Linked DNA regions of Homo sapiens: regions 1, 2, 4 and 5 are each linked to region 3. The links are chromatin contacts, found by Hi-C or POLR2A ChIA-PET in ENCODE. All regions are on one chromosome and are shown on one strand. The core of a region is the stretch at or near the end of the contact, and the rest is flanking DNA. Distances in the headings are between cores, read along the strand shown.

Region 1 (4,863 bases), core at 1,460-3,959, 1.4 Mb after region 3:
AGCTCTTCCTCCTACTTATCTAACCACTTCTGTTCTTGCCCCAAATTATACGTCAGCATTTAAATTTGTCATTCATGGGAAAAAAGTGAAATGAAAGAAAATAGAGCTTTCAAAAGAAACAGAAAGGAAAAATTTGACCCGTCTCTCTCCTTCTGAAATTCTCTAACCATCAAATCAACAAAGACCATCTTGGTTTCTGGCAGTGATGACTCAAAATCACAGCAAAGACCTTGAGGATGCTGAAGGCAAAGTTAAATGCCTCTCCTAAGATCACGCAAGTGGTCAGAGAAAAACCTAGGACTAGATCCCAGAACTTCTACATTTTTAAAAAATAAATAGAATCACTTAAAAAGATGCAGGCATGTATGCCCATACAAAGACTTGTACATAAATGTTTATAACAGCTTTGGGTGTAATAGACAAAAACTGGAAAAACCCAAATGCTTTAAATGGATGATTGGATAAATTATGGTATATACCTACTACTCAGCTATAAAAGGGAAGGAACACAAAAAAATATAGATTAATCTCAAAATAATTATGCCAAAAGAAGCCAGATCAAAATAAGGAAAAAAAAAAGTACTGTCTGATCCCATTCATATAAAACTCCACAAAATGCAGTCTAATCTATATTCACAGAAAGCAGATCAGTGGTTTCCTGGAGAGAAGGGGCAGTAAGAAAGGATCACAAAGGGGTATGCACAAATAATATTTTGGAGGTGATGTACAGGTTCATAATATTGAATGTACTGATGGTTTCACAGGTGTGTACACATGCAAAAACTTATACAATTGTACAATTGAAATATGCCATGCTATTGTATGTCAATAATACTCCAATACAGCTGTTTGTTTTTAGTTTTGTGTTTAAACTGAATATTCCACAAGTCTTAAGAAATTGATTCTCAGGAGATTGCAAAAGTGAACTGACTCCCTTCTGTTGATGGAATTCCTCCTGGGATTATTTTTTTCCAAGAAGTAGTGAACTCTGAAATTCTTTTCTTTTTTCTTTTTTCTTTTTCTTTTTCTTTTCTTTTCTTTCTTTTTTTTTTTTGAGACAGTCTTGCTCTGTCCCCCAGGCTGGAGTACAGTGGCGAGATCTTGGCTCACTGCAAGCTCCACCTCCTGGGTTCAGGCCATTCTCCCGCCTCAGCCTCCCAAGTAGCTGGGACTACAGGCGCCCACCACCACGCCTGGCTAATTTTGTTTTTGTATTTTTAGTAGAAACAGGGTTTCACCGTGTTAGCCAGGATGGTCTCGATCTCCTGACCTCGTGATCCGCCGGCCTCGGCCTCCAAAAGTGCTAGGATTACAGGCGTGAGCCACCGCGCCCGACCGTGAACTCTGAACAGGAGCAAACGTTATCCCCTTCAGTGTGCATTGGCAAAGCAAGGCCACTGCTTCTACTTACAACTTTGTACTTCTTCATGATAGGAAGGATTGTACAGCCCCAGGCTATTTTTTATCATAAATGCAACCTCCCAAAAGTCCATTATTACTAGAGAATAAGGAGTAAATTGAAAGGGAAAAAATTAAAGGAATTACCACAATTGAAAACAGAATAGCATCTGCAGGAGCTGCTTTCATTCAGCGGTTTTCCTACAGAACCTGTATCAACCGCCCAGAGGAAGGTCCATGAGAGTAACAGCTAAAGCTACTCAGCTGAAAATCTCACCCAGTTAAGTTTTCCTTCCAACACAACACTACATACTTAGTATGTTTTTCTCAACATACTAAGCCAAGCAATTCTTACTAAGAAGGAGATACTCTGAAAATCTCGAAGGAGGGGGGAAAAAAAACCTTCCAGGCTGAATTAAGTGTGCTTTTCTGGGCTGTATTAACACCTTTATCTCAGTTATTTAGACTTTGTAACAATCTGACTCAGCTTTGTACCCCCAGGACCAAGCAAAGTGCCACGTATATATTAGATGCATAGTACAGATTCTGAAAAAAGATAAGAGCAGTCCAACAGTTCAGTGGCAGAAGAAAAGGCCCCAACGCAGCATGCTATTTAACTTTCTAATAACAACAATTATTACGACTCCCATTTAAGCTCTTGCGAGGCGCCAGCCACCGCAGGCAGCGCTTCTGATCTACTGTCAATTACTCCTCCACCGACCCTATGGCAGTACCATTAATTCCATTTTTCAGGAATCTGAGGTTCACCCAGCTGAAGTACTGGAAGCAAAGTGTCAGCTGTTTAAAAAGCAGTATCGCTGGGACTTTAACCAGGATTGATGCCCAAGTCTGCTTTCGACCACGCCGTTGGCTAACAAGAGAGGTAGGATGGGATGCCTGGAGGAGCTAAGGGGAGAGCACGAGGATGCAGAGAGAGGAATCAGACATCCCTGCTGTCCTCGCGGTCCAGGAGCACTGGGCAGCTTCACTGACCGGAGACCGCGCCTGTCCAGGAAAGTGGACAGCGCCCAGGGAAGAGAGTGGGCTTCTCTCTGAAGTTGCTCTCTGAAGTTGCCCTGGTTGATTGGCAGATGCCTTGAGCCAACGCCCGCAGAAAAAGCACCCGCAGGCACCCCAGGCAAGACTCGCTGGGTCCAAACGCAGAGGGTCTTGCCGGCCGGCAGAGCCTCGGGGCGCGACCCTCCCCTTGCTGAAGGCACCAGCTTCCACGCCGCACCCGCACCTGGCAGCGCCGCGGCGCCGGCACTCTCACCTGGAGCTGTCCTGCCGGGCCGCTGTCTCGAGTCGCAGTGCCAGCTCTCAGGGGCCGGGGTGCGGATAGGGGACCTGCAGGGGGCCTGGTCTGCCTTGTCGGGAGGGCGGATGCCCACCACCCTCGGACTATTTGTTCAGCCAATCAGAGCAGCCAGCCACCGGGAAGTGCCTCGGAGACTCCGCCCCAGACCAGCGCTGCCGCTTGCCAGCCCCCCAGTTGACCCCATAGAGCATGCGCCGTAGGCGTTTCTAAGAGATGGAGCCCGTCCTCCGCCTCGCAGGCTGGCAGGTCCACAGCTCTACCAGCGCGTCGCCTACGCATGCTCTCTTAGCAAAGGCTGTTTTAGGCGGCCTTCTGCTCCGCCCCCGAAGCTCCTGCAGGGCTGGCACCTTCTGCGCCTGACAGAGAGCATGTGGGCTCTATAAATGAAAGTGAATCATGGGCTCCATTTAAAGCGCTTATCATTGTGCCTGATGCAAAGCAATCTTGCTGCTTTAAATTTTTTATTATTATTAAAGATTTGTTAAAAGAGGAAACAATATTCAATATGTACATATTATTTATTAATCATTTTCTAAAACAAAGATTTTATTGAGCACCTACTAAATGCCAGGCATTAGTAAGACAGTGGAGGTATAGAAACCAACCAAACAAGGTTCCTGTTCTCTTGTATATATTCTGATGGGAAGAGACACATCATGAATAACTATATAATACATGAGGTGGTGATAAGTGCTATAAATAACAACAAAAACAAACAAACAACAACAACAACAAACAACAAGGGGCTGGGCACAGTGGCTCACGCCTGTAATCCCAGCAGTTTGGGAAGCTGAGGAGGGCGGATCACCTGAGGACAGGAGTTCAGGACCAGCCTGGCCAACTTGGTGAAACCCCATCTCTACTAAAAATACAAAATTAGCGGGTGTGGTGGTGTGTGCCTCTAATCCCAGCTCCTTGGGAGGCTGAGGCAGGAAAATGGCTTGAACCAGGTAGGTGGAGGTTGCAGTGAGCGGAGATCATGCCACTGCACTCCAGCATGGACAACAGAGTGAGACTCCATCCCCCAAAAAAAAAAAAAAACAGGGATAAGGAGGATGATATGTATATGGTAATCAGGAAAGGACTCTTATGAAGTGACACCTGAGCACAGGCAAGGAGGTAGTTAACAGCCTTAGATACTGGAGAAAGCACATTCTGGGTGAAAATAGCAGGTACAAAGGCCCTGTGGTAGGAATATTCCTGGTGGGTCCTAGCCAGAGTGGTGAGGTCTTTGAGGCTAAAACAGAATGTACATAGTAGAAAGTAATAGAACATGAAGTCCTAGAAGTCTGGTGCCTTGGGAGCCACTTGTCAAGATCTTACCGTGTCTTCTGAGTAAGATGAGAAGCCAGTGTAATATTTTCAATAGAAGGGCAGCATAATCTAGTTTAGAAAGATCATTCTGAACTACAGAAGCAGGGAGACTAATTAGAAGGTGTATTAGTCTGTTCTCATGCTGCTAATAAAGACATACCCAAGACTGGGTAATTTATGAAGGAAAAAGGTTTAACTGACTCACAGTTTCACAGGACTGGGGAGGCCTCACAATCATGGCAGAAGGCAAAAGGCTTGTCTTACATGGCGGCACATGTGAGAGAAAGAACCAAGTAAAAGGATTTTCCTCTTATAAAACCATCAGACCTTGTGAGACTTATTTACCACCACAAGAACAGTATGGGCTAGACTGCCCCCATGATTCAGTTATCTCCCACCGGGTCCCTCCCACAACATGTGGGAATTACAGGAGCTATAATTCAAGATGAGATTTGGGTGGGGACACAGCCAAACCATATCATTCTGCCCTTGGCCACTCCCAAATCTCATGTCCTCACATTTCAAAACCAATCATGCCTTCCCAGTAGTCCCCCAAAGTCTTAACTCATTTCAGCATTAACTCAAAAGTCCATAGTCCAAAGTCTCACCTGAGACAAGGCAAGTCCCTTCCACCTATTAGCTGGTAAAATCAAAAGCAAGTTAGTTGCTTCTTAGATACAATGGGGGTACAGGCATTGGATAAATACACCTGTTTCAAATGGGAGAAACTGGCCAAAATGAAGGAGCTAAAAGCCGCATGCAAGTCCAGATCCATCAAGGCAGTCATTTCTTAAAGCTCCAAAATGATCTCCTTTGACTCCATGTCTCACATC
Region 2 (4,530 bases), core at 1,341-3,840, 1.6 Mb after region 3:
GCCCTCAAGCTACAGATGGTCTTACAAATGGAACCCCAAATGAGTTCAACTAACAACTTCTACCGAGGACCCCTGGACTGACCTGCTGGCCCTTCCACTGGCCTAAAGAGTTCCCCTCTGGAGGACACTACACCTACAGGGCCCCTTCTTCGCCCCTATCCAGCAGAAAGTAGCTAGAGCAGTCATCAGCCAAATTCCCATCAGCAATTGGGGTGTCCTGTTTAGAGGGGGGATTGAGAGGTGAAGCTGGCTGGGCTTCTGGGTCAGGTGGGGACTCAGAGAACTTTTCTGTCTAGCTAAAGGATTGTAAACGCACCAATCAGCACTCTGTGTGTAGCTAAAAGTTTGTAAACGCACCAATCAGCACTCTGTCAAAATGGACCAATCAGCACTCTGTAAAATGGACCAATCAGCACTCTGTAAAATGGACCAATCAGCACTTTGTAAAGTGGACCAATCAGCTCTCTGTAAAATGGACCAATCAGCAGGATATGGGTGGAGCCAAATAAGGGAATAAAAGCAGGCCACCCCAGCCAGCAGCGGCAACCTGCTCGGGTCTGCTTCCACGTCGTGGAAGTTTTGTTCTTTCGCTCTTCGCAACGAATCTTGCTGCTGCTCACTCTTTGGGTCCACACTGCCTTTATGAGCTGTAACACTCACCACAAAGGTCTACGGCTTTACTCCTGAAGTCAGTGAAACCACGAACCCACCGGGAGGAACGAACAACTCCGGACGCGCCACCTTTAAGATCTGTAACACTCACTGTGAAGGTCTGCAGCTGCACTCCTGAAGTCAGCAAGACCACGAACTCACCAGAAGGAAGAAACTCCAGACACATCTGAACATCGAAAGGAACAAACTCCAGACACGCCATCTTTAACAACTGTAGCACTCACAGCGAGAGTCCGCAGCTTCATTCTTGAAGTCACCAAGACCAAAAACCTACTGGAAGGAACCAATTCCGGACACACCATCACCTACGTATTAAGCTCAGCATCACTTAGCTATACTTCTTGATGCTCTCCCTCCCACCACCCCCAACTCCAACAAGCCCCAGTGTGTGTTGTTCCCCACTGTGTCCGTGTGTTCTCATCATTTAGCTCCCACTTACAAGTGAGAACATGCAGTGTTTGGTTTCTGTTCCTGCATTAGTTTGCTGAGGATAATCACTGGAAATACTTGCTCTGTATTTAGAGTTCATAAAATTTGCAACTTATAAAAAGCAGATTCGTATACCTAAGTTATTCCAAATGTAAGTTTTCTATTAACTTATCAGTTTTTAAATTTATATTAAATTAAAAATCAGGTTCTTAATAGCCACAGGTGACCAGCAGTTTCTGTATAAGACAGTACAACTGTTAGAAGTGATTGCTTTAAATGAGGCACTCGCTTCAGGCACTAAGTTTTGAGGGGTGGGGTGCCAGAAGCTCAGTGATCAAGGTAGACAATATTTCAATGCAATATGTTTTTAAAAATTCAAAATCAGGCCAAGCATAGTGGCTCATGCCTGTAATCCCAGCATTTTGGGAGGCCACGATGGGCGGAACAATATTTAAGGTTTAGAAAAATATTTGTGCCCAGGTGTTGGAGACCAGCCTGGGCAACATGGCAAAACCCCGCCTCTACAAAAAATAAATTAATTAGCCCGACATAGTGGTGCACGCATATAGTCCCAGCCACTCAGGAGGCTGAGGTGGGAGGATCGCTTGAGCCATGAAGGTTGAGGCTGCAGTGAGCTGTCATCTCACCACTGCACTCCAACCTGAGTGACAGAGTGAGACCCTGTCTCAAAAAAAAAAAAAAAACCAAAATCAATGCAAAAGATGAATTATGGACAGGATATTGAGGTTTTGAATACAGACATTAACTCAATAAGGGTAAGGCCCGTGTCTGTTTTCTTTATTGTTATATTGACAGTACTTTGAACAAAGTCTGGCTCTTACAGTTGTTTGTCAATATTTGCTGAATGAATTCAAAGGGGACAAAATGTTTAAGGTATGGGTGTTTGACATTTTCTGCCTAGATCCCCAATACCACTCTTGTCTTTATTGGGTCCTTATTACAAAGCACCATTGGCGAAGGTATGGAAGAGAAGCAGTCTCCTACAATTGTGGGTAAGAGTGGATTTTTAAAGCTATTTGGCAATATCCGTCAAAACTTAAAATGTATATAGATTTTAGCTCCAAATTTCTCAGTTTACACCCAACAGAAATAACAGCATAGATGTATAGCATTGCAGTGTTGCTTGTTGAATCAAAAGACTGGAGTGGAAGCAGGGACTTAAGTTTCCGCCTGTAATCCCAGCACCTTGGGAGGCAGAGGCGGGCGCATCCCTTGAGATCACGACTGGGTGACACAGTGAGACGCTATCTCAAACAAACAAACAAACAAACAAACAGTTACACGGGCAGCATGCGAACTCAGCGTACTCAGGGAGGCAGATAAAAGCCGAGACCAAAGTGAAGGAGCCCAGCTGCAAATTCAACTCCGAAAGACCCTGGACTCCGCAAACGTCTGGCCGCGGCTCTTGAGCTCTTCTATTAAGTTTCGGTTTCTGAAGCTTACGTTTAGTTTCGATTTCTTAAGTTTCAGTTTCTGAGCGCTCGGCATCTGATTCAATCTCCAGTTTCCTGTTCTTGCTGGGGCTGGGGTCTCTCCTTTAACAAAGACACGCCGCGCGGCCGAGTCCAGGGGCTGCAGAGGCCTGGCGCGCGCACGCGCACGCGCACGCCCACCGCGCGGCTTCCCGCGGTCCCCGGTGCTGAGGAGAGAGCGATCCGAGGGACTGCGCCGCCCGGACGGCCTGCAGAGCGCTGCCATCATGAGGTAAGGGTTTTCCTTTGCCTCTCCTCCCAAGCCCTGCGTCGGCCTTGGTTTCAAACCGGGCTGCTTTTATTCATTTCCAGCGCAGTTCTGCGGCCTTTTCAGGGGCCGAGCCCCTCGCGCCCAGCAACCGGGCATCTGCGTTGGGGACCCTCCCCGGGCGCTCTGTCCCGGCGCGCGGCGTCTGAAGTCGGGCCTGCCGGGGAGGGTGGCCGAGTGGACGCTTCTCGGGAGTCCGGCCCCTCCCCAGCGCCTAAGAAGGCCGGTCAGGGAGGAGGAACAGGAGATGCTCCCCGGGAGCCTGTCCCATCCCTGGCGTCTGCGGTCGGGACTGTCAGGGTATGTGCCGGGCGACGCTCCCCCGGAAGGCCTGTCCACCCATCGCGACCCGACGGCTCTTCTCGGCAGCGGCGACGGTGACCGTGCTGGGTCCGCGGCCGCCGCCTCCGGGAAACTGGTCAGCGCCTGCAGAGCCCCCAGGCGCTGTTCCGGGGGCAGCTGCTACGTGCCACGGGTCTCCTTAGGCCTGTCGCGTGCCTCTCTTTCCAGCTGCCATTCCCTCGGTGTGGCATACGCGGTTTCGCCGCAGCCCTGCAGGCGTCAGGTTCGCCTGCCACTGCCAGTTTGCGTTTCTGATTTCTGGGTCTGAGTTCTTCCCTTCCCAGGAGCTACCTCTGTACCAAGCACAGATTGTTATCGTCCCACCCAATCCGCTGTTTTATGAGGATTTCTTTATCTGTTTCCTTTACTGATTTAGTATGATGGCGTCCTTTTCTTGATCATTTTGTATCCCCAGGGGCTAGCACCCCGCCCTGCACGTGGTTAGTGAACCTTCCGCATTTAATGAGTTGAGGAATGAGATGTTAAGGTCTTGGGCTCTAAAAGCAGATAGTCCCTTGTTCTAAATCCGGACTGAACTCCTACTAGTTGAGTGATCCCAAAGTTTCTCAAACTCTGTGAGTCTGTTCCTTATTTGTAAAAATTAATGGTGTCCATCTCTTGGGACTGTGGAAAAGGACAGTAATAAATCCTATCAGTTGACTGCTTAGCACATAATACTTGCACAATAAATGTTAATTATTCCCATTATAAGTTTAAAAAAAAAGTTTAAGTGCCACCCACACATCTAACTTTATTTTTGAGACGGAGTCTCGCCCTGTCACCCAGGCTGTAGTGTAATGGCTCCATCTCGGCTCACTGCAACCTCCGCCTCCCGGGTTCAAGCCATTCCCCTGCCTCAGCTTCCCGTGTAGCTGGGATTACAGGCGTGTGCCACCACGCCTGGCTAATTTTTTGTATCTTTAGTAGAGACGCGGGTTTCACCATGTTGACCGGGCTGGTCTCGAATTCCTGACCTCGTGGTCCACCCGCCTCAGCCTCCCAAAGTGCTGGGATTACAGGCGTGAGCCACAACGCCTGGCCACATCTAACATTTGTAAGAAAGGAGAGTGCTATCAGGAAGGGGCTTGACAACAACAACAACAACAAAACAACAACAACAACAAAAAACAGAAAAAGACGGTGGCGTGCACCGTATATATGCAGGATGGGGAGGAAAAGGGCTCAGCCCCATTGGGGACTGTCTCCCAAGGACAATGAAAGTCTGCTTCTTCCTAGCAGAAGAACAGAATTACCGAAAGATACGTGTTACCTCTTCTGATGCAATAGCTTCTCTCTTATTAGCTTCCCAAAGACAAAGTTACAAAA
Region 3 (4,936 bases), core at 1,914-4,413:
TTGTGAACTGACTCACTTTTTCCTCATACATACTTTTAAAGGTTTTCAAGGCCTGCTTAAATTTAAACATGCCATTTCCTCAGTAATAAGTGGTATTAACTTTTTTGAGCCACACTATTGTTCCCAACAACCGGGCTAAGTAGGAAGCAATAGAACTTGGAAAAATCTTGAACTGAGACAACTACTACAAGAATACAGCACTCACCCAAGCTAAAGAGAAAAAAAATGAGATAAATGTGCCTATTTTTGCATATATCCCTGAACAGCTACATCAATCAAAGCTAGGCTTACAGAAGACATACACTCCTCTGTCAATGGCAATAACTACCCGGAAGAATAAGCTTGTTAGGGATGATATGACTATCACATTTTGGGAGATAGGATCTTAGCTTCAAATACTGCCATTATACTCTCAGCACAGGAGTGTGCTGAATGCTATGGGATATATAAGAAAAAGAGAATATATATTTGTACTTACATAAACATGAAAAAAAACAGAATTTGTATGGCTCAGCAGATAAAAGTTAGGTACTGCAAAGATTAATATCCATGGTCCTTCCAGCTCTAAAATTCTCCTCTCACTACTACTAAATTAAAGAGCCTCTTCACCTTCCTCCCTCTAGAATAGCTCCAAAAATTTTTTATTTCCTTTTATACCCCTCACCTCCACTCAAGGATATATACTCCTTCTCTCTAATCAAAAGACCCCAAAGTATTTCCTTTATACGTTTCCCAAGCATTCAAAACTATTCTAATCTAGAATCTAGCTCCAGAGTCAATTGTAAGCATTTTCTCTTTCACCTCTTTTCAAAGGGACTCTATAAATAGCTGGAGTCACTACCATCTGAAAATCCCACATATATTTTCCCTTCAGCGTATCTGTCTAGTATCCTGCATGGGCCATTTACCCTCATTCACCTAGGATTAGTCAAATTCTATCCTAACTTCAAAAATCAACTTTATTTGCTCCATAAAGCCTTTCAAATCACATGAATCTTCGTATTATTCATTTCGCCCTATTACACTATCTTAAAAAAGTCTTGCTTTTGAGATATCTACTCGACTAGAGTTTAAATCCTTATAAACAAGATGTATATCTTATCTACCTTTATAACTGTCACACACAAAACAGACGTTTATAATTGCCACACACAAAACAGAGGCTATTCAAAAATTATGTTCAACAGATAAATTGTAACTGAAGGAAATCTCCCATTCAATCATTGCAACAGTCACTTCTGAAGGATTTCCAAAAGGTTCCACATTTCTCCACTAGGAGCCATTCACTTCACAATAATTAGATTTAATTTAAACTTAACAACTAAATAATTGAAAGCCTTCATTTTGGAGGAAGAAACTTTGGCCTAGGGATGGTAAATGATTTAATTCATTCAATTTGCATTTACTGAACATCTATATATGACGCCCACTATATATTGGATATACAATAATTGTTAAGATATCACCACTTCATTCAAAGAACACACTGTCCGGCTATTATATTAATTATAAAGAAAGCAAAAGAAGCCAAAAAGGAGAAGGCACCTAACTGAAATCTCTCTTCATGGAACAAACCAAAGTGTGCTATCTTCCATCAGCATGGATTCCAAAAAAAACGGGTTACACAATATTTCACTTCTCATAGGAAGTAAAAAACTGACTTTTCTAGTCTTTATTCCACAAAGTTGAAAATGCAGTTGAAACGTGTTATATCACTACGTGGGGTATACTCACAGAGGAAAATAATTTAGACAAGATAAGGGTTTTATTAACCTAATCTGTGAAAAGCGGTGGCATTCCAGTAAAACGTTTTCGTTTTAGAGTTGGTAGTGATAAAACTACCAACCAAGTCATCTACTGGATATTCATTGAACTACATGAACAAATTAGGGCTGTTATGAACACATCCCAGTCATCAAGATAGTAACAACTTTTAATCCCATAAAAGGTCAACACACAAAACCCGTTTATATCCTTCCCAATTCTGAAATTTTTAATGTAATAAAGACTTAGGTCTACTAAGGCCACTTGTAAAATAGTAGTCTACCTTTTTAAATTACTTCAAAATCCTTCAATGAAACTGAAACTTGTTTTGTAGACTGTAACTATATATACTTTATTGTACACTCATGTATCATTCATTTGGTATTGATATACCTAAAATGTAAGGCTGTTACAGCAGCAATACCATCACCAGCGAACATACAATAAAAGCTGCATGCGCATACAACAGCAGGGAGCGTATTTCAATCCTGTATAAACATTAGGTTCAACAAAATGAATACACAAATATGTACATATACGATGATAGTGCTGTATGCAACTAAGAAACATCCTAAAACACTATAACCTAGAGTTATTTGTTAGGCAAATATGGTATCAGGTCGTTTCATTTTAAGTTCTCCATTTCCGAGTGGAAAACCGTGAAATCGTACTACCTCATCTATGAGCAATTTATTGACATGTATAGCATTCATAGCATAGCATTCACTGTAGTATTTCTCTCCTAATTCATTGCAGTATTTCACAAATCGTTTCTCAAACTCAAAAGTCCCAGTTTTGCAGGCATAAAGGCCCTACGAATACAGCCTATGACAATGAAGGCCTGCCAATCTTCACAAAGAGGGCAGGTTATTATTAACATCACCATCTTTTGTGAAAGCGTGCCCGGCCCTGAAGAACCACCTTCGATTTTGCACAAGGTGGTGGCCGCGCCTGTGCGACAATCAGACCTGGTTCATTCCAGCCGCCTTCGTCTAGGTTCGCCTGGTTCTGAAGTCTTCCGGGACGACCTCAAACCCCCACAGTGACCAGGATGCCGACAAAGATTCCCTCGGGAATGGCACGAGTCTTGGGGAAGAGCTAAGCAGACCCTAAGGGCCCAGGCCGGGCCGGACGCCAAGGCGAGGCCCGGGACGCCCTTGGAGGTTAATCCTCTAGATACTAAGGGCTGCGGGGCGCTTGGGGGCGGCACTGAGGTAGGGCGTGGGAGAAGACCGGGGTGACCTTTCCTCCGGGGGTTCCCAGGTCCGAGACGGTCCTTAAAGGACCTCAGAAGGATACGACAACCATCCCATGAGGCCCCACGGGAACCAGCTACTCACCCAGGGGCAGAAACAGCAAGAGCAAGTGCCCTCAGCCGGCCTCACACAGGAAGGAAACGCAACCTGGGAGAGAACGCTTCCGGCGGGAGGCGCGGCGCACTCCCTCCCACGGAGCATGCGCGACCCGCGGTCGCCGGCGCGGAGGGGGCGTGCTCCCAGGCTTAGAAACAGTGAGGGAGAGCAAATTCGCGCACCTGATGTCTGCTTAAGCTACCTGCTAGACTGAGACTTTCTGCGAAGCCGGCGTGTCTGCGAGCAGCACTCGCTAAGGCTCTGCGTTTAACAGACACTACCTTTGGGAAGGCGCTTATCACAAAAAGTCCCTGCCCTTCTCGCGGGCTCGGGGCGCAACCCTGACAAATCGGGCAGCCTTCTTGAGAGTGCAGAAATGCTCTGCGTACCCAGCAAATACATTCTCTCCTTCCCACCACTCTGTGCAAACCCTCACGCCGCGGCTTTGTGTCTGTACTTTAGCCAAAACGCAGAAGCTTATGGCCACCCTCCACTCCTCACCCCTCATCCCTCACCACCTGCCTTTCAATTCTCGGGTGAGCTCACCCTTCTCCCCCATCTCTGTGCTGACAAACACCTCGGGGTGGCGCCTGACAATCTTTCCGCGAAAAGATTTAGCAGCCCACGCCACCAGACTCGGTAGTTAGGACGGAATAGGGCATCTGGTAACAGATTTTGCATTTTGGTGATTTCCCTTTTTCTTTCACCCCTTTTCCTTTCCAGAACGAGCGACGTGACACAAGAGGTCCCAAGGGAGCAAACCTGAAAGCCAGAGCCTCCTGAATACACAAACTGCCGGTGGGCCAGATGACATTAGACACTCCTGAGATACGAGAAGCATCACTTCCTTCAGACAGAGTCGGTGAGACTATGATGTAATGAGAGTTCTCCCTGTGTTCCTCAGGAAGGCAGCTTGTGCCTTTCTACTTGAGGCATCATCTTTGATGGCTAAAGAATTCTGCAGCTTGGCCAGCGCGGTGGCTTACGCCTGTAATCCCAACACTTTGGGAGGCCGAAGCGAGAGGATCACTTGAGGTCAGGAATTCGAGACCAGCCTGGACAACATAATGAGAAATCGTCTCTACAAAAAAAAAAAAAAAAAAAAAAAAAAAACCACCTAAAAATTAGCTGGATTTGGTGGCGCATGTCTGTAGTCCCAGCTACTTGGGAGGCTGAGGTGGGAGAATCGCTTGAGCGTGGGAGATCACGGCTGCAGTGATCAAGCCACTCCACTCCAGCCTGGGCGACAGAGCAAGCCCCTGTCTCAATAATAATAACAATTTTGCAGCCTGATTGTTAACGAATGTTACTAGTTACAAACTTGTAATAATGTGGTGAAGATAATACCTAGTTAATGTCTGCTGGGGTGGGGCAATAAGCTTCTATGTGCTTTACATGCATAACCTAAATATCTCCCCCAAAATCCTCTAAAATAGCTATCATTTTCTCCGTTTTTACAAATGAGCAAATTTTAAAGCTTAAACCTTAGAGAAACTTTTCTAAGTTCATATACTTGGGAAATAAAGGCAACAATTTCATTGGAACATAGGTCTGTCTAATTCATACCTTGTACTTTACGTTTTCTCTTTGAGATGGTAATTTAATACCAGCTAAACTTTAAAATCTAGTTGAAAGTAAGACCATGAAATGCCAAAATCACAAGGCTTTAAAGGATGGGATGAAAGGGATGCATGAATGTTGAAAACTATGATTAAGTTCATGGACAGGAATCAGAATGGAATTGAATACACCCGTGCCTGTTTAGTATTTAAGGCTTTATATACGTGCATGCCTACATTCCTAATTTAAAAAAAAAATGG
Region 4 (4,701 bases), core at 157-2,656, 1.8 Mb after region 3:
AGCCATTTTTAACTAAGAAATTTTGGTAGTGAAAAGGCCAGATGTGACTCCTAGGAACATGTAAAATTTATTTCAGACATGATTGTTCAAATCTGAGAGAAGAAAACATGGTAAATAATGTAAATCCAATTTTGACGAACCGTTTTTTAAAAATTATAAGTAACAATCGTGGTCATGAAACTTAAAACAACTAGGATTTTTATTCTGTAAGAAACATAAACCACTTTAATTTCTGATACAAAGCACACAGGCAGATAGTTACATTTTCTTGTATTTTAAAATAATTTCTGTGGGTTTGCAAGCACAAGTTAAGGCTCAGGTTAGTTTTTCTCTGTCTTCAAGATATTCCTAGAGGGTGTATTTTCAATTCCTCAGAAGTTATTTCAAGAGGTGTTATATCCTCAATTAAACATAGAAGATTAAGCTAGAAGCTCCCTTTCATTATATTTTAGCTATTTTCATTGCAAACTCTAGTACAATCTGTCAATGTAGATAAGAGAAATAACTGAAGTATAGCTTCAAAATAAGTGAAACAGGTTTATAAATCACAGGTAATCAATATTAAGTCCTGACTTTTAAAATATTAATACTAATGAAAGTCATTTTCTAACAAGTATCAAAAACAAAAGCAAATAAAAATTCAGGTGCTAGATTACAACCTTACACCTTACAACTGTAGCCAAATCTGCTGTTTGGCTTTAAAGTTCCACACAAAATCTTAACCTACAAATTTAACATTTCAAACCCACAAAATACAAGTACCAGAGTCACCCACAGTCATGTCAAAGGGCTTTCCAAGGTCTTAGAAACCTTAATCCAATACAGAAAAGCTAAGAGTCAAAAAGACATAGAAACAGGGAAAAGTGAAGGTGTTATTTGCCAAACATTAAACTTTCACAGAAATCCAAAACCTACTTAACAATTTCCCTATATCGAACAGCATAACCTCTATGCAAATGCAGTCATTTATTAGCATTTACTGTACTTACTTTGCTTTTTGCCATTTATAAGCTTCATTAAAGACACCCACAAAGAAGTAACCAGTTGAATGAGCTTCAGTCAAGAAAAACCAGCTGTAAACTCGACCTACAAATTTACATCCCACAGCGTCCTGTGGGGAAGGTACACTTTACAAACTACCATTATATATACAAGCTTTAGATTGTGAAATAATGCACTTCGGCTTTCTCCGGTGTACATTACAATTACAAACCCTCAACTCAACCTCCCCCTTCGTTGAAAAAAAAAATCCACCTCCAATCCTCATTGGTCCACATAGTTCCGGCCCACATGGTATCAGTGGGTGTGTCCCTCCCAAAAAACCCTCTCATTGGCCGTGAAGAAACAGCTTCTAATAGGCTGTGATTTTGGGGGGTAGTTAAACTCCACGCCTCCAGACTTGCGCTCTCCAATAGACCCGAGACGCTGCTGGCTACTCTGTGATTCAAAGGGCAGGCAACCCCAGTAGGACGCGCTCAGAGAAGCGAGAGGGGTGAGAAAGGAGAGAGCACCCTCGGTGTGCCGCCCACTTTATCCTCACTCCTGGACCCCAGCAAATGTTCACACACCTGCGTTTTCCCAGCCACCAATTAGAAGGGCGGACAGAGCGTTCGCTTATTATATATCCTTGACCTAGGGACCCGCTCAAGCTTCGTGTCCAATCCTCGTTCTACTGATAGAAGCGAGCAAAGGGCAGGCTCAGGCAAAGACCTGTAGTGCTTGATGTCCCCTAGGAAAAGAATCAGTCCCGGGAACCTACTCTGTGCAGTCCCTCGACCGCAGACGCGGGGGCGCACGGGGCGTGCTGCGGCGCCTGCCTCAGCCGCTCCCAGTCCCGGGCCCCGCACGCTGCGTCTGCCTTGCGCCCGCGCTCCCCTCCCAGCGGGACTTACGCGGCCTGTTCTTTCTCCCCGAGTCCATCCTCCTCCGCAGCCGGCATTTCTTGGCCGGGGAGTCATGCTGAGGGAGCAGTGGCTGCGGCTGCAGCTCCGGCAGGAGCGGGAGGCGCTGGGGCGCCGCGTCGCTGCCGCCCACTGGACCCCGGCTGCAGACGTGCGGCGGCTGGACTGGCGGCGGATGGAAGCCGTTGTGCAGCAGCCCGTTCACAGCGGCGGCGCTGGTGCCCACGGGGGCCCCTGGAGAGTGCGGGACCGAGCGCTCCTGCTGCCCGCTGCGGTCGCCCATGCCGGGGGCTGGCGGGGCTGTGCGCGGGCCCCGGCTCAGGCGGCCTCGCTGGAGGTCATTCTCCGGCGTCTTTATTTCCCCGGATCCTCCCTGCGGCTTCCGATTCAGCAGCCGCAGAGCCGGCGCCTGGGGATGGCGAACCCGGCGCTCCTCCCCTCCTCCTGCCGACTCCCCCACCTCCTCTGCGCCCTGCCCCCCGCGCGCCGGCCCCACGGCGCCGGCCTGGAGCACGCCAGCCCCGGGCGCGGAATCGGGGATCCCCGCGCACCCCCAGCCGGGGCTCCCGCCGCCCGCCTTCCCCTGATCCCCAGGCCGCGCGACTTCAAACGCGGCTTCCTCGCCTCCCAGACTGGTCCCCGCCACTGAGCATGCCCAGTCCTGCCCGCCACCGCCACCGACGAGTTTCAACATGGGGAATCAAGTTCTCTGGGCTTGCAGAGAGGAGATGGGCGGGTTGGGCTTTGTATGGCGATGTGAAAACCAGATGGGTCTGGGAGAGACAGCGAAAGGAGCGAACCGTTTCAGGAGGAATACGGGAGGAAGACAATTATTTGCAGAGGTGTCAGGTTTGCTAATCCTGTCCCCAGTGAGCAAGATACCTTTGCAAGGTCATTCACGTTACCCTCCCCGCTTTGTGAGTGTGTGCTTACGCGCGCGCGCGTGTGTGCCTGTGCGTTTGGTTAAGTGACCAAACTACTTAGAGGCCTGAGGGGAGGGAGAACAATTATTTATAGAAAAGTTGGCAGACTTGGGGAGGGAGGGGAGTGAAATTTCTTTGCTGGCACGCACACACACTCAAACACCATGTGGTCTCATGGAGTTGTCTTTTGCAGGGAGGAAACCTAGGAATACAGTGTAAGGACAGTGAAGGACAAAACTGTAGGCAGGATTAATCGGTGCTGAAAGAGATCAAGTAAACAGGAGCAATTCCATGCTATAAAAAGCACTTTCCTCACCCAGAAAGGACTTCAAAAGACAATGTCATGTTATTTATAGAGTAAGGAGTTGCCTCTTCTAAGAAGGGAAGGCGGCATCACGTGGTGACCAGCACTACGAGCTTTGGAGTTAGCACTGGGTTCAAATTCCAACTCAGCCACTGAGCAAACCCAGATAACGTTAATGCTCAAGGTAACACTTCTAGCAATAGGAAACGGGACTGTCCATGCTCACTATGCAGGACTAATTTGGGTGGTGAATACCTTCCCAAAGTTATGCAATCTCTTGAGGCCTCACTTTCCTATCCATAATGGGGCTGTTGTGAGAAAATCTACTAAAAGTACCTGGTACAATCCTGGCACACAGTAAATGCTCAGAAAGCTAGTTTTCCTTATTACGCTATTATGATTAGCAGTTCACCCTTTGTTTCGACAGGGGAACAAACCATGCTTACAGCCGTATTTATTGTGTGATTTATTTTGTGATATTCTCCGTGATTTGCAATTAATCTACAGAGGAGTCAGAGTCTGGCAGGTGCTGGCTGGCTACTGGGTTGCTGGGCCCCTGGGCTTCAGTGCATTCAGCAGCATCTAGGGCTTGCATCTGGCAATTCCTTCCAGCAGAGCCTTACCTAGAATCAGAGCTTGAGAACCATGGGGGCCACTGGAGCACTCTGGTCTATCCACTCTTGCATACTTTTTTCGTATCAGGAAACTGAGCTGCAGACAGATGGCTGAGGTTATTAAGAGCAAAGGTGGGACTAAACTCCAAATCTCAACTCTCTTAGCTTCCCTAACCTTATGCTATTTAAAGACAGAGAAAAAAACCCAGGTGATCTGGCCCCTCCCTACCTCTCCTGCCTCATCAGGGGCTCCCTGTGCTGCCTTCAATTCCTTAAACAACATTCTGCTGTTTCCATTGCCTTAGAGAAGTCTCTTCTCTAAGACCTCTTTTGTCTACTAGACTCCAACTTTAGATCTCCTCTTTAACTTCTCATATTTAGAGAAATGTTCCCTGACCCTTAGGGCTACATTAGGTCTCCCTGCCATACCCTCTTCCTACTCCTTGTACTCTGTTTATGACTCCTTATCATTTTGTAACTATACCATGCATCTGTTCCCTCATTTGTAACTTGAGAATAATAGGACATCACTGAGTTGTTAGACTGATGAAATGCATAACACATGCGTAAAATTAATTCAAACTTCAAGCTATTGGAACTTTTTTGTGAGACTTGAGAGAAATGTGGCTATGCAGCTACAACTTCTGCTTTTTTTTTTTTTTTTTTTAAGACAAGGTCTCACTCCTTCACCCAGGCTGGAGTGCAGTGGCACAGTCGTAGCTTACTGTAGCCTCCAACTCCTGGGCTCAAGCGATCCTCCCACCTTGGCCTCCCAAAGTATTGGAATTATAGGAATGAGCCACCATGCCTGGGCTTGCCTTTTTTCCTTGTAAATAATTAGGAAGACCGAGCAGGGCCAGAGATACTAATCCCTTGGATCACTGCCTCTCCTCACAGAGTAATAATCTTCCTTGGAATGCAGCAGTCTGCAACCAATCAAATCGCTGTGGCATATGCAT
Region 5 (4,469 bases), core at 575-3,074, 1.2 Mb after region 3:
GTGGGCAGAGGGTAGGGGAAGGGGGTATGGCATAGAAAGAGCAGGACCTTGGGAGCAAGAATATCTAAGTTTAATTCCTGACTCTGCTATTTATTAACTAACCATCTTTGCCAATGTTGCTTAAGCTTTTTTGGCTACATTTTTTTATTTGTAAAGTAAGTTTAATAATCACTCATCTCACTGGGCTATAATGATAAGTATTAAGTAAGGAAGATCCACATATGTGAGTTGCTGGCTTATAATTCACACTCAAGAGATACTGATTTTGTCAATTGTCCTTTCCCCTTTTTTTCTCTCTTCCCTCCTTCCATTCCTTCTTCCCTTACCTCTCCTTTCCTTCCCTCACACCCCTTTTCCTTCCTTCTTTTTACATTTTTTTATTTAAATGAACTTTTCATTTTGGAATAGTTTTAGGATTTCAAAAAATTTGCAGAGATAATACAGAGAATGCCCATATACCATCCTCCTTATCCCACTTCTTTTTGTGTCTATTAGATGCTCAGAGTGTGTGCACAAGGCTGGCACGCCCAGGGTCTTCCTCATGGCACTAACAGTCTACTGAAAGGTGGAACAGAGACAAGCCTATCAACACCTACAAGACTGGTGGTAAGTGCAGTGACAGATGCAAAACACAGGGTGATGGAAAGCCCTCAGGAGGGTAACCTAACCTAGATTTGAGGGCCCAAACAGGCTCCAGAAGAAAATGTCAACTGAGAGGAAGCCTGAAGGATGAACAGTGGGCTAAGCAAAGGGTTATTAATGTGTTATTAATGGGTTGAATCTAATTGGGAAGGGAGAGAGGTTGCAGAGTGAGGTGCAGAGCTTGGTGGACGATGCCAAAGGAATACTGAAACCTTTAGTGTGTCCAGTCTGGAACTGCATCCAAATTCAGGTTCAGTAATGATGTCATTATCCAAACATACCTTCTGTAAAATTCATGCTAAACTACCTAAGAGCTATCTACCGTTCCAAAGCAATAGTGACTTTGAACAGTGTTCACCAGAGCACGAAAGAATTACAAGATTTTTTTTTAAAGAAAATTGGCCAGGAAATAATGAGTAACGAAGGACAGGAAGTAATTGTGAATGTTTAATATAGCTGGGGCTATGCGATTTGGCTTAAGTTGTTAGCTTTGTTTTCCTCTTGAGAAATAAAAACTAAGGGGCCCTCCCTTTTCAGAGCCCTATGGCGCAACATCTGTACTTTTTCATATGGTTAACTGTCCATTCCAGAAACGTCTGTGAGCCTCTCATGTTGCAGCCACAACATGGACAGCCCAGTCAAATGCCCCGCAAGTCTTTCTCTGAGTGACTCCAGCAATTAGCCAAGGCTCCTGTACCCAGGCAGGACCTCTGCGCTCTGAGCTCCATTCTCCTTCAAGACCTCCCCAACTTCCCAGGTTGAACTACAGCAGAAGCCTTTAGAAAGGGCAGGAGGCCGGCTCTCGAGGTCCTCACCTGAAGTGAGCATGCCAGCCACTGCAGGAACGCCCCGGGACAGGAATGCCCATTTGTGCAACGAACCCTGACTCCTTCCTCACCCTGACTTCTCCCCCTCCCTACCCGCGCGCAGGCCAAGTTGCTGAATCAATGGAGCCCTCCCCAACCCGGGCGTTCCCCAGCGAGGCTTCCTTCCCATCCTCCTGACCACCGGGGCTTTTCGTGAGCTCGTCTCTGATCTCGCGCAAGAGTGACACACAGGTGTTCAAAGACGCTTCTGGGGAGTGAGGGAAGCGGTTTACGAGTGACTTGGCTGGAGCCTCAGGGGCGGGCACTGGCACGGAACACACCCTGAGGCCAGCCCTGGCTGCCCAGGCGGAGCTGCCTCTTCTCCCGCGGGTTGGTGGACCCGCTCAGTACGGAGTTGGGGAAGCTCTTTCACTTCGGAGGATTGCTCAACAACCATGCTGGGCATCTGGACCCTCCTACCTCTGGTGAGCCCTCTCCTGCCCGGGTGGAGGCTTACCCCGTCTTAGTCCCGGGGATAGGCAAAGTGGGGCGGGCGCGGGACGCGTGCGGGATTGCGGCGGCAGCGGCGCACGCGGGCACCTGGGAGCGGCGGGCTGCTGCGGGAGGCGTTGGAGACTGGCTCCCGGGGGCTGTTAGGACCTTCCCTCAGGCCCGGGTGCTCAGAACGCTGGAGGACTTGCTTTTCTTGGGCCTTGATGCGAAGTGCTGACCCCGCTGGGCAGGCGGGGCAGCTCCGGCGCTCCTCGGAGACCACTGCGCTCCACGTTGAGGTGGGCGTGGGGTGCGGACAGGAATTGAAGCGGAAGTCTGGGAAGCTTTAGGGTCGCTGGAGGGGGACCCCGGTTGGAGAGAGGAGCGGAACTCCTGGACAAGCCCTGACAAGCCAAGCCAAAGGTCCGCTCCGGCGCGGGTGGGTGAGTGCGCGCCGCCCCGCGGGGGCGGGGAGAGAGCCTGCAGCCTTCAGAACAGATATTGCTCATTTTCTGGCAGTTCTCAGACGTAGGAAATAAGTCAGCACCGAAGCAGTGGTTAAGCCGGAGGGCTCGGAAGAACGGCACCTTTTCTTTCTCGAAAAAGTTATATGGGGGCTGAATGAGCTTCTGGAGGCTTGTTTACCGTTTTTTATTGTCACACAGAAAAAGAAACTGCCTTGTCTCCCTTCCGGGAATTCTCTCTTTAAGACTGTAAGTCGCTGCCTGAGTGGTTTCATTTTGTTTTGTTTTTCTGCCCTTCTCTTTCTTCTTTTGCCCTTTCTTAGCTTGCACTCCCATGGTGATTTCTGCTTGGTCTCCTGCTGGGGTTGGTGGTACTCGTTCCCACCGCACAGAACCCGGCGCCTATTATTGGCCAAGAAACTTGAGCAGCCTGTTTTGAAAAGTCCCTCGCTCAGAAATGCCAGCTTGCAGATGGCTAATCAAAGAGACGTGGATCCAGGAGGCTCATTTGAGTACCGGAGCCTCTGAGAGTCCATGGATTTTTATTTTATTGGGCCCCAACAAAGTGCCAGGCATAGCGAGAGAAGTGTTTACAAATGTGATCTCCGCGGATTCTCACGAGAGCCATGTAGTGGGGAAGATAACCACATCCCCATTTTACAGATGGCGAAATGAGGTTCAGAGAGCTTCAGTAATTCAGCCAAGATCACACAGCTAGTAAATGGGAGATATGGGATTGAACTCAGATCTAATTCCAAAACTCAGGCTGTTCGCTGATTGCATCTGATATCCAGATTACACCAAGAGGCTGAGATGTCTGGGTCCATTTTATGATTAGAAAAAAAAATCCTGTTCCTTTCAGAAATAGTGTGCACTATTTGGGATTCTTTAGAAACTTCCTTGGAGAAAATTAATGATTCAAGATTGAGAAAACATTTATACAACCTCAGGCCACACTCTTCTCTCTCTTGTTATTAACCATTGCACCACTGCAATGTTGGCTGCTTTGAAAATCTCATAGTTTTTGGACAGCAGTATTAGTAAAGTGTAAGAAAATTGTCAAAGCTTGGAGCTATGCTTGTTGAACTTTTGTACCAATAGCACCTTTACCAGAGGCTGCGTGTTTAAAGCCCGAAGAAAACTTTGCTTTTCTGAAAGAATACACACACACACGCATATGTAAATATTCATACATTTATGTATATATACATATTATAATACCTATAAGTTAGGTATAACTTATATTTGTATATGATATATGGCCTAGGAAATTAAGGCTTATTAAATAAAATTTATAAATGCAGATGAGTCAAATACAAAGATCAGACATAACTCTATCACCTAAGTAATCATTGTTTACGTTTTGCAGTTTATCTTCCATTTCTCCCCTCTAATATGACTCTTTTAAATTTAGTTACACAGAAATTGGTTTTGCGCTCACGACATGCCTAACATCAGGCCTTTATCCTTAAAGAAGTTTCAACACTCTTGTGTCACCTCATGTGTCTACAGAAAATGTTTGCTTTTATGCCTTCACGGTTATGTTTTCTTAGTAGTAGCAATAAATAAAATAGATGCAAAGTGCTAATTACTTGGAATACAGAAGCAAATTTTAATTCTATTAATGGGCTGGACATAGATGGGTGGGGAGCTGTTTTCTGCTTTTCCCCTCTTCCCCTAGTCCTCTGACTCTGGTGATAACTATAGTCAACAAGTATCCCCATCCTTAACCCCTTTTGCTTCTCTTTCTCTTTCCTTCTCTCAACCTTCCTGGTGTTAGTTTTCTCTTTCCTATTTCTGAGTGTTTTTACTCCGACACTTACAATAAAAAAGTTTGAAATCCCAAAAAGTTGACAAATTTCTAAAGGAGACAGAAAAAGAGTCAAACTTACTTTACAAATTAATTTGAGAAATAGCTGTGGGTTGCATTTTTTTTTTTTATTGTGCATGACCCTGTTATTGGCCAAGAAACTTGAGCAGCCTGTTTTGGAAAGTCCCTCGCTCAGAAATGCCAGCTTGCTAATTGAAGGGATGTGGATCCATGAGGCTCATTTGAATTCCGAAG

Evidence for each region. A loop is a pair of places that touch in the nucleus more often than their neighbours do. ChIA-PET counts read pairs that join two places held with the same protein, here RNA polymerase II (POLR2A). Pooled maps may share reads with other maps.
Region 1: a map of CD8-positive, alpha-beta T cell shows a loop between it and region 3 (10-fold over the local background). The contact joins the promoter of LIPA here to the promoter of ATAD1 in region 3. A Hi-C loop is called at or near these places in 2 of 168 maps with a recorded cell type or tissue (CD8-positive, alpha-beta T cell and naive thymus-derived CD4-positive, alpha-beta T cell) and 8 of 50 pooled maps. POLR2A ChIA-PET finds 5 or more read pairs at or near these places in 1 of 52 experiments (CD4-positive, alpha-beta memory T cell).
Region 2: a loop to region 3 is called in a map of B cell, with 12 times the contacts of the local background. The contact joins the promoter of IFIT5 here to the promoter of ATAD1 in region 3. A Hi-C loop is called at or near these places in 3 of 168 maps with a recorded cell type or tissue (B cell, CD4-positive, alpha-beta memory T cell and naive thymus-derived CD4-positive, alpha-beta T cell) and 8 of 50 pooled maps.
Region 4: a map of naive thymus-derived CD4-positive, alpha-beta T cell shows a loop between it and region 3 (8-fold over the local background). The contact joins the promoter of PANK1-AS1 here to the promoter of ATAD1 in region 3. A Hi-C loop is called at or near these places in 2 of 168 maps with a recorded cell type or tissue (CD4-positive, alpha-beta memory T cell and naive thymus-derived CD4-positive, alpha-beta T cell) and 9 of 50 pooled maps. POLR2A ChIA-PET finds 5 or more read pairs at or near these places in 2 of 52 experiments (CD4-positive, alpha-beta T cell and activated B cell).
Region 5: a loop to region 3 is called in a map of natural killer cell, with 8 times the contacts of the local background. The contact joins the promoter of FAS here to the promoter of ATAD1 in region 3. A Hi-C loop is called at or near these places in 4 of 168 maps with a recorded cell type or tissue (CD4-positive, alpha-beta memory T cell, OCI-LY7, naive thymus-derived CD4-positive, alpha-beta T cell and 1 more), 2 of 37 single-sample maps with no recorded cell type and 14 of 50 pooled maps. POLR2A ChIA-PET finds 5 or more read pairs at or near these places in 3 of 52 experiments (MCF 10A, activated CD4-positive, alpha-beta memory T cell and naive thymus-derived CD4-positive, alpha-beta T cell).

What each region holds. Positions count from the first base shown.
Region 1 is chr10:89,249,066-89,253,928 of GRCh38, forward strand. LIPA (lipase A, lysosomal acid type) reads right to left here and starts at 2,710. Exons shown (of 10, transcript NM_000235.4): 1 at 2,672-2,710. RefSeq lists enhancers at 1-68, 2,737-2,796.
Region 2 is chr10:89,411,978-89,416,507 of GRCh38, forward strand. IFIT5 (interferon induced protein with tetratricopeptide repeats 5) reads left to right here and starts at 2,591. Exons shown (of 2, transcript NM_012420.3): 1 at 2,591-2,826. The coding sequence starts at 2,822. It also overlaps a transcript of LIPA not described here. RefSeq lists enhancers at 2,448-2,757, 3,368-3,467, 3,568-3,637.
Region 3 is chr10:87,815,063-87,819,998 of GRCh38, forward strand. ATAD1 (ATPase family AAA domain containing 1) reads right to left here and starts at 3,164. Exons shown (of 10, transcript NM_001321967.2): 1 at 3,105-3,164. It also overlaps the pseudogene CFL1P1. RefSeq lists a silencer at 3,262-3,311.
Region 4 is chr10:89,642,708-89,647,408 of GRCh38, forward strand. PANK1-AS1 (PANK1 antisense RNA 1) reads left to right here and starts at 1,407. Exons shown (of 5, transcript NR_184344.1): 1 at 1,407-1,492. PANK1 (pantothenate kinase 1) reads right to left here and starts at 2,535. Exons shown (of 7, transcript NM_148977.3): 1 at 1,893-2,535. The coding sequence starts at 2,184. RefSeq lists silencers at 1,309-1,358, 2,059-2,538.
Region 5 is chr10:88,988,974-88,993,442 of GRCh38, forward strand. FAS (Fas cell surface death receptor) reads left to right here and starts at 1,825. Exons shown (of 9, transcript NM_000043.6): 1 at 1,825-1,933. The coding sequence starts at 1,904. It overlaps FAS-AS1 (FAS antisense RNA 1), which reads right to left and starts at 4,002. Exons shown (of 1, transcript NR_028371.1): 1 at 2,449-4,002. It also overlaps a transcript of ACTA2 not described here. RefSeq lists a silencer at 521-570 and enhancers at 978-1,489, 1,490-2,000, 2,141-2,550, 2,681-2,760.